Regions from separate parts of the Homo sapiens genome. Here region 1 is linked to region 2. Evidence: read pairs that join two places in POLR2A ChIA-PET (ENCODE). Cell type or tissue: CD4-positive, alpha-beta T cell. All regions are shown on one strand. Links, peaks and the distances in the headings refer to the core of each region. The heading gives the core; the rest is flanking DNA. Region 1 holds the start of LOC105370198 (a long non-coding RNA gene). Region 2 overlaps LOC105370198 (a long non-coding RNA gene).

The links. ChIA-PET counts read pairs that join two places held together with the same protein. Peaks named below come from ENCODE experiments on the same cell type or tissue, not always from the same donor. Only the 100,000 strongest peaks of a DNase experiment are listed, where the experiment ranks them.
Region 1: POLR2A ChIA-PET joins it to region 2 with 55 read pairs; 13 of 35 experiments call an interaction of 5 or more read pairs at or near these places.

The regions. Positions count from the first base shown.
Region 1 is chr13:48,219,607-48,224,004 of GRCh38, forward strand. It overlaps LOC105370198 (a long non-coding RNA gene), which reads right to left and starts at 2,703. Exons shown (of 6, transcript XR_007063792.1): 1 at 793-2,703. In CD4-positive, alpha-beta T cell, for the core only: no CTCF peak of the experiment used is centred there; DNase peaks (open chromatin) are centred at 1,945 and 2,955; H3K4me3 peaks cover 1,881 bases; H3K27ac peaks cover 3,663 bases.
Region 2 is chr13:48,154,197-48,158,594 of GRCh38, forward strand. The region is part of intron 4 of LOC105370198 (a long non-coding RNA gene); the gene reads right to left. Among named protein-coding and RNA genes, the nearest start is that of MED4, 61 kb to the left of the region's middle. RefSeq lists an enhancer at 2,419-2,538. In CD4-positive, alpha-beta T cell, for the core only: no CTCF peak of the experiment used is centred there; DNase peaks (open chromatin) are centred at 1,855 and 2,495; H3K4me3 peaks cover 926 bases; H3K27ac peaks cover 1,877 bases.

The sequences.
Region 1 (4,398 bases), core at 75-4,074, 65 kb after region 2:
ATGGAACTCCCCAAATAGTGAAAAATGTAGATTGTCTCTGAAAAACTGCAGGCTTTAAAATTGCTAATATTTTCTATTCTTTTTAAATAAAGATCTCCTTTATTTGAACTCATAGCATTTATAATCTATACTATATGACTATCTTCTGTTTTGTAGAGTTTCTATTTATGTCACTTGTGTATGAGTCTTTTCTTCCAACCATATTTGTCTTTTACTTCAAGGCAGAGGTTGTGTTTCACACTTCCTTTGTTTTGTTGCTGCAACTTGGACAGAGCTCAGCACAGAGCAGGTGCTCAAAATAAGCACTTATTAGTTAGTGTTCTCCAAGTCGTCCAGTGATGACTCCTAGTATATATATCGAGTGTTACTATGTATGTGAGAGAGAACAGAGTGCATGCCTATAGTAGGCTGAATGATGATCCCAAAGATATAAGGTTCTAATCCCCAGAAACTATAAACATTACCTTACATAGAAGAAGGGTCTTTGCAGATGTGATTAAGAATCTTGACATGGGGAGATTATCCAGGATTATCCAGTGAGCTGTAAATGTCATTATAAATGTCCTTATAAGAGAGAAGGAGAGGGAGATCTCTCTCTCTCTCTCTTTCTCTCTCTCTCTCTCACACACACACACACACACACACAGACACAGAGAGAGAGAGAGAGAGAGATTGAGAGAGAGAGGATGATGTGAAGGAGCAGAGAAAAATTTGAAGATGGAGTGAATGAAGTGATAAAGCCACAAACCAAAGAATGTCAGAAACTGGAAAAGGCAGAGAACAGATTCTCACCTGGAGCATCTGGAGGGAGGACAGCTCTGCCAGTACCTTGATTTCTGCCTGGTGACACTGATTTAGGACTTCTTGCCTCCAGAACTGTGAGAGAATAAATTTCAGTTGTTTTAAGCCACAAAATTTGTGATAATTTGTTAGAGCAGCCATAGGAATCCTAACACAATGCCAATCAACAATATATTTTATTATTGGGAGGTTTAAGAATCATGCATCTGGGGTCTTCTGGATCCCTATCTGTCTTCCAATTCCGACCTAATGGCACCATTACAAGTCAATTCCACTGTAGACTGTATAAAGGAAGCCACTCTGCAACACCTTTCAACACATGTTATCAGTCATATTGAGTAATTTCTCAAGGAGGCCCAATAATATCTAGACCAGCAGGCATTTCCACCCACTGCTCTACTAATGCCATATAGGTTGGTTTCTTCCTCTCAAATTCTCTGATCTCTCAGCTGACTATAGGCTTTAGCGGTGCCCTGTGTGATGACAGCAGGGTTTTGGATATAGTAAGTAGGAGCCACTTTTGGTATCTAATAGGAAACAAAAGGATCTATGGAATTGACCCATTGGTAAAGTGAGATTGCCTTCAAACCCACAAGAAAACTCCACTAGCTTCCTAAATAAAATTTGCTTTCATTTTCAAATTAAGAAGAATATAGAAATGCCCTAGTTTCAATAAAACCTGAGTTGAACACAACTTCCTGCCTACAAAATGCCAATCGAATGAAAGCTGAAGGTGGAATTGGCTATACAGGGACGGCATGCCATTCCTCTGCTCACACTGGACAGAGCATCTTTGTGTCTAGGTCACTCTAGAACCAGCTGGGGGCCTAGGGGCACTGGAGATAGATGCAAGGGCTTTACCGTTGTTCAACCACTTTTTAAAAATGGTTTGTTTTGGTTTGTTTTGTTTTGAAAACCAGGAAAGCAGTCTGCCTTTCCAAGGTCATTAGCTCCATCACAGGCCTCTTCTTTTCACAACCATATTGTTTTGTTTTCTCTAACCTGGAAGACGACTCAACCACAAATGTAATGTTTATCTTTCAAAATAGCAGCTGAAAAAAAAGTACAGGATGTGTGAGACTAAAAACACTCTTTCGGCTTCCTCTACTTTTTTTGTGACTTTCCTCGGGTTCCTCCCTGAGGAAGAGTCTGCTATATATAAGTAATATTCTTCATTTGGCTTAGTGGTGCTCTAAATGAGAGCAGCGTAACCTCAGGAACACAAGCTTGTCTGCTCTGTATCTGTTGGCAGGCACGGGGTGAACTGCAGTTTAGCAATGATTTCTCACCACCTTGTCTTCCTCATTATTTAATGACTCCAAGTGTATGCATCTTGACTTCTCTCCACAGTTGTTTGAAAATACCATTTGACCATGGACACCAGAGCTTCTGAAATACTGGCTTTCCCTTGGGTACTCAATAAGAAAAACTTCTTAGAAATCTGTCTTCAACCAACTGAGCTGTTTATTTTCTTCTTGGGTGCATTCCATTAGACAACAGGATTTATTAGTTCAAATTCCTGTTTCACAGAACGACTTGTTCTTAATGACATGTGTCCTTTCTTCTACTTCCCATACCCCACGCCCTCTCTGCCCAATTTCTCTCTTCCTTTATGTCTGTATCTTTGCACAGTCTTCTGCAGCCACCCACTTACTCGCCATTAACAAGGAACCTTTTTCATCTCCATGATGATGAACGTGATTTTTATAAAGTGAATAGGTAATGTGGCAAAGGTTTTTAAACAGTGAATTGAATTGCTTTTGATTAAATACCATTAAGACTCCAAGTTTGCAGTATGTATGTGTTTGTTTCTGTTATACACAGTCCAATTCTTCATAAAACTAACGCTGGGGGCCCGGCATGGTGGCTCACGCCTGTAATCCCAGCACTTTGGGAGGCAGAGGTGGGCGGATCACCTGAGGTCAGGAGTCTGAGCCTGGCCAACATAGTGAAACCCCGTCTCTGCTAAAAATATAGAAATTAGCCAGGCGTGGTGTTAAGTGCCTGTGATCCCAGCTACTCAGGAGGCTGAGGCAGGAGAACCACTTGAACCCGGGAGGCGGAGGTTGCAGTGAGCCGAGATTGCGTCACCATACTCCAGCCTGGGCAATAGAGTAAGGCTCCATCAGCCTCAAAACAAAAAACAACAAAACTAGCGCTGGTATCTCAGAATGATAGTTGTGCAATTTCTTAGTAATGACTATAACGCAATGTTTTACTATGCCTCCAAGAGTATCCTTTTTCCTTGCAAAACGTAGTTTCACTTTCAGAAAGAGACGAATATCAAAGTTTAAAAATGGATCAAGCCAAAAAAAAGGAAAAACTAGTTAAGATATACATGAAACAGCAGGCTCCCTCAATAGTATGACCCATAGTACTAAAGACAAAGGCATTAAAAGAGTCAAGTGGGACAAATACTAACAGTGCATAGCTACACTGAGGTATTATTCCCCTCATTTAGTGACTCACTGGACTTTAACTGAGACTAGACTACTTGAAGAAGTTTCTGACTGTATGGGTATTTCTTGAAACACTAGCGATTTTTGTTTCTTTTCTGTTGAGTAGAGGTTTATTTGCAGTTCCATGTAATTTTATTCTCTTAGGGAATGTCTTATTGTGTTCATTCCTCTAATCCTTCTATGCCTAAAAAATGGCCCCCTGAGCGTTTAGAAAGGGAAGGGAGGTACTGACTATTTTCTATTCCTTAGCTATTTTCACTGGTGAAACCAAAAGCAGACTACTTCCTTAGTATATCTTTTAGCATCTGATCAGATTCTCTTTTATAATTTTTTTTCCCCTCTGTGTGTGGTCTCTTAAAGCAAATGGCAGTTAAACATGCTATTTCTGCTTTAGGTCATGCACTTTCTCTAAGATGGAATTTACAGGGCTTTTATGCTGTGCAATCAACCAAACCCAAGTATCCCAAGGAGAAACTTCCATGTTTCTCTCTACATATAAATATACTATATTTATATAATATACTATATTATGTATAATATAGTATACTTAACATGCTGAATTTCCCTTGGCCTTCCAAAGGTATATCTTGACACTGTGCTTATTTTTATCTAAAACCTCCTCTAAGGAAAACTTTAAAAATTCAAAAAGGAGTTTTTATGTAAATATTTGTATCTTTGTTCTCTGGAATTTTAATAAATCAAACCTTTCCTCCCTTTTCTGAAAATAAGCCAGAGGAAAAGCAGATGAAAGATTATACAGAAACAGTCTTTTTAGATGCTTTCTGACTCAAAGTACGAATTTATCTTGGTTATATGTTCTCACTGTAATTCAATAATTCCAAGCACAAGGAAGTTGATTATACCAGATTCAAAGTAAAAATCTTCCCAGCACTTTGGGAGGCCAAGGTGGGTGGATTACCTGAGGTCAGGAGTTCAAGACCAGCCTGACCAACATGGCGAAACCCTGTCTCTACTGAAAATACAAAAAATTAGCCGGGCGTGGTGGTGCACACCTGTAGTCCCAACTATTTGGGAGGCTGAGGCAGGAGAATCACTTGAACCCAGGAGGCAGAGGTTGCAGTGAGCTGAGTTCGTGCCACTGAGTCCAGCCTTGGCAACAAGAGCAAGACTCCATCTA
Region 2 (4,398 bases), core at 292-4,291:
CTTTTGCTCTAATTTCAGAGAGATTTGCTTTTCTTTATTTTCTAACTCTTATTGAATTTTTAATTTTGTTATCATATTTCTAATTTCCAAGAGCTCTTATGTGTTCCCTGAATGCTCCTTTTACTAATGTTATATTCCTTTTTGATGGTTATATGTCTTACCTCTGAGGATATTAATCAGAGGATATTTGACATTTTCTTCAACCTGTACAGTCTCTCTTTCCTTGAAGTTGCTTTTTCCTATTCATCTTGGTCTCTGTTTTTCATGTGAGAGGTTTTCCTCAGTGCCTGTTAAACCTTGATTATCTGTTAATATTTAAGAATGGAGCTAAAAAGCTGAGTAGATATTTTGAACCAATAGGGCCTTGTTGGCCAGAGGCTCCACGACACGTTCTGGCTGGGTTATCTGGCTAAAGGACCCACACAGCACTGCCTTTAAATTTTCACTCTTGGGGAGATCAAATTCCCCTTAGAAGACTCTTCCGGGCTCATGCTCAAAGGATATAATTCTGGCCACCACATCATGGGAGCTCACTGGGGAAAGAGCAGTGGGTCTCAGTGTCTGTCCACTTAATTTCTCGGTTTCCAGCACAGCACCCAGCCCTCATCTCTGCCCAGTGTCCTCCTATCTGTGGACCTTCTGTTATAGACTCTGCGGTGCGGACAGGCTACCGGCCTGGTTGTGCAGAGAGGGGAGGGACCTGAGAGTCAAACTGCTTCCTAAACAGACTTTGAACCACTCCTAGTTTTAGGAGGCCCCACATCACTTCCAGGAACCTGGCGCTGCCAATTCCTGAGCCTTTGTGGGATTCTGGTTGGTTTCTCAAATTTCCTCACTGCTGACTTAGGATTCAGTTTTCCTAGGTCTGTTGTATTGTTGGCCACACTTCTTACTTTCTAGCTTTCAAAATATTGTTGCTATGGGGAGTTGAAAAAAAATGTTGTTGCTATCATTTCTTCCCTTTTTATCAGAAAGATAAAAAATGCCAAATGCCAGCACAAAGAGAATAGACCCACACTAAGGCACACCAGTGTGATAGCTCAAAACAGTGAGGACAAAGAACAGATGCTACAGGCTTCCAAAGAGGAGGAGCAAACAAGTCCTACCTAAAGGATGACAAATCAGAATGGCATCAGACTTCTCAATAGCAACCCTGAAGGCCAGATGTGTGTGTCTGTGTGTGTGTTTTGTTCTCCATCTGCACCTGGAAGTTGGGAGATTTACTTATCACTCTTTAATTTTTTCTGTTGTTTTATTGTTTAATCAATGTTTTAGTTACAAACTATTAATTATCGCAAATTGTTTCACATTTTTTTTTTTTTTTTTTTTTGAGATGGAGTTTCTCTCTGTTACCCAGGCTGGAGTGCAATGGCGCAATCTCAGCTTACTGCAACTTCCCCCTGCCGGGTTCAAGCGATTCTCCTGCTTCGATTCTCCTGCTTCAGCCTCCTGAGTAGCTGGGATTACAGGTGTGTGCCACCACACCCAGCTAATTTTTGTATTTTTAGTAGAGACGGGGTTTCATTATGTTGGTCAGGCTGGTCTCAAACTCTTGACCTTGTGATCCGCCCACCTCAGCCTCCCAAGGTGCTGGGATTACAGGCGTGAGCCAAGTGCCTGGCAAGAATTGTTTTGCTTTTTAAGATAATCTAGTTCATTTTTTTCAAAGCAGCTATGAGAGTATAGCATGTAAAAACTGCAAAATAATGATCAGCCTTTAAGGCTTTGAGTGGTTCCCAAGTGCTGAGCTCTGTCATATCTGCATGTATCTGCATGTATGTGCATGTATATTTACAAAGGAGACAGCTGTGGCTGACATGGAGAAGGTAATGTACCCACAAATTGTGACACAAGACCAATAAAAAATAATACAGCTATAAGCAGGAAATGAAGTAGGTCACAATGAGTCATCATCCGTTGTGTGAAATTTCTTAGGTTATTGTTACCTCAGCCCAGAGAAGAGTTTTCAATTCAGTTGCACACGAGTTATCCCACTTATAATGAATCTTCTGAAGCCATTAGTTGTTTCCTAATTTTTTGATTGTACATCCTTATAAGAAAAACATTTCAGCATACCCTCAAATATGTAAATGTATTTATTTGCAGGTTATACATGTCATATCAATATCAGTACAATACTAACATCCAAATAAGTAGAGATTTTTTTAGAGGATGCAATAGAAAATAAAATTAGAAGTTCTAATATTTTCCTTGAGTACCTCAGTGGATCATCTTAAACACCATGGAATTTTCCACCACGATGAATATCCAAACACTTAGACAAGGTTTTTGAAAGACTCCTACTCAGACCCTACCGAGGCATTCTGAATCAGAACTTCTGAGGGTAAGGCCCTAATGAGACAGCCAAACGCCAAGGCAGATAAAAAGGGGTCCCCGGAGAATCTCTAACCCTCCCCACAGGTGTTTACATCAGATGTTTTTGTGCAGACGAAGGAACTTGCCCAGGGCCTTGTCTGAGCATGCCCACATGAGCCCTGGGGGAGCAGGGTGGAGTCACAGGCAGGGGGAGGAGCCCTGGGATTCAATCTGTGAAGTGGGGAGCCTGTTTTCGCTTTGCTGAGGTTTTTTTTCATTTTTCCCTTTTCACCCAATAAAATCCTGCTCTATTCACCCTTCAATGTGTCCACGTGCCTAATTTTCTTGGTCATGTGACAAGAACCTGGTTTTAGCTAAACCAGGAGCAAAATTCTAAAACACTAGCAAGGACATTTTGAAAAAGTTTCCCTGCTGATTCCCATGTGCACCTTTGGTTTAAAAATACAATTCTAAAGATACAAGAATTAGAACCCCTAAAGGCCAGGTGCAGTGGTTCACGCCTGTAATCCCAGCACTTTGGGAAGCCGAGGCGGGCGGATCATGAGGTCAGGAGTTCGAGACCATCCTGACCAACATGGTGAAGCTCCGTCTTTACTAAAATACAAAAATTAGCCCAGTGTGGTGGCGGGTGCCTGTAATCCCAGCTACTCGGGAGGCTGAGGCAGGGGAATTGCTTGAACCCGGGAGGCAGAGGTTGCAGTGAGCCAAGATCGCGCCACTGTACTTCAGCCTGGGCGACAGAGCCAGACTCCATCTCAAAAAAAAAAAAAAATTAGAATCCCTAAAACACTGAACATAGTAGTCAAATGGCTACTGAATGCAAAGATCAGTCAATTAACTCTGGGAAATGTATAGTTCAACAGATTATCTGGATCATCATGTGCCTCAAAAAACATTGTGCTCTCCTCCCAACTCCATATTTTTCTTCCTCTGACTCTGTCCTTTCCTTTCTATTTTATTAATTTATTATTATTATTATTTTTTGAGATGGAGAGCTCTCTAAGTTGCGCAGGCTGCTCTCAAATGATCCTCCTGCCTCAGCCTCCCAAGGTGCTGGGATCACAAGTATAAGCCAACATGCCTGGCCTCCCCTCACTTTTAATATAACTTGAACTTTACTATTATATGCATAGATATTCATTATAGAAAATATAGATAAGCAAAAAAGAAGAAAATAAAAATGAATTCATAATTCTACCATTCCAAAATAATGAAAATGTTTACTCATAGCTTTCAATATATTTATGCAAACATGTATTTAAAAGGGAATCGGCCGGGGGCAGTGACTCACGTGTGTAATACCAGCACTTTGGGAGGCCGAGGTGGGCAGATCACCTGAGATCAGGAGTTTGAGACCAGCCTGGCCGACATGGTGAAACCCCGTCTCTACTAAAAATACAAAAATTAGCAGGGCATGGTGGCAGATGCCGGTAATCCCAGGTACTCCAGAGGCTGAGGCAGGAGAATTGCTTGAACCCAGGAGGAGGAGGTTACAGTGAGCCGAGATCGTGCCATTGCACTCCAGCCTGGGAGACAAGAGTGAAACTCCATCTCAAAATATATATATAAATAAATAAATATAAAAGGGAATCATACTGTACATGCCATTTTTAACCTGACTTTCTTCACTGTGTAATTATGTATTTTTTTCCGAGAAAATAAGAATGAAAGCTCTGACAGAGCCAGGAACAGTGGCAAGAGAGCTGATCGGCAAAGAGCAGGTGGTGAGATCAGAAACTCCCCCACTAACCTGCTGAACTGCCATCCTCTCCCTCATATTCTCTTCCCTCTACCTTCTGATCCTCCCTGACTTCATCTCTCTTCCTCTGTTTGCCTTCTACATGCTCTTTCCCTTTCTCTTTTCTTTCACCTTCTACCCTCAATTCTCTCTACTAAAGCAACCAAGGCCTTCAGGACAAGGATTAATATTTAATAGAATTAAACTTCCTGTTAATTTGACAAGGGATGCATAACCAGGAAGCTGGAGTGACAGCTGCACCCTCCTCTGAAGTGGGGATTTTCTGAGCAAGCCCAAGCAAGAGCCCTCTGTTCTTCTACTTT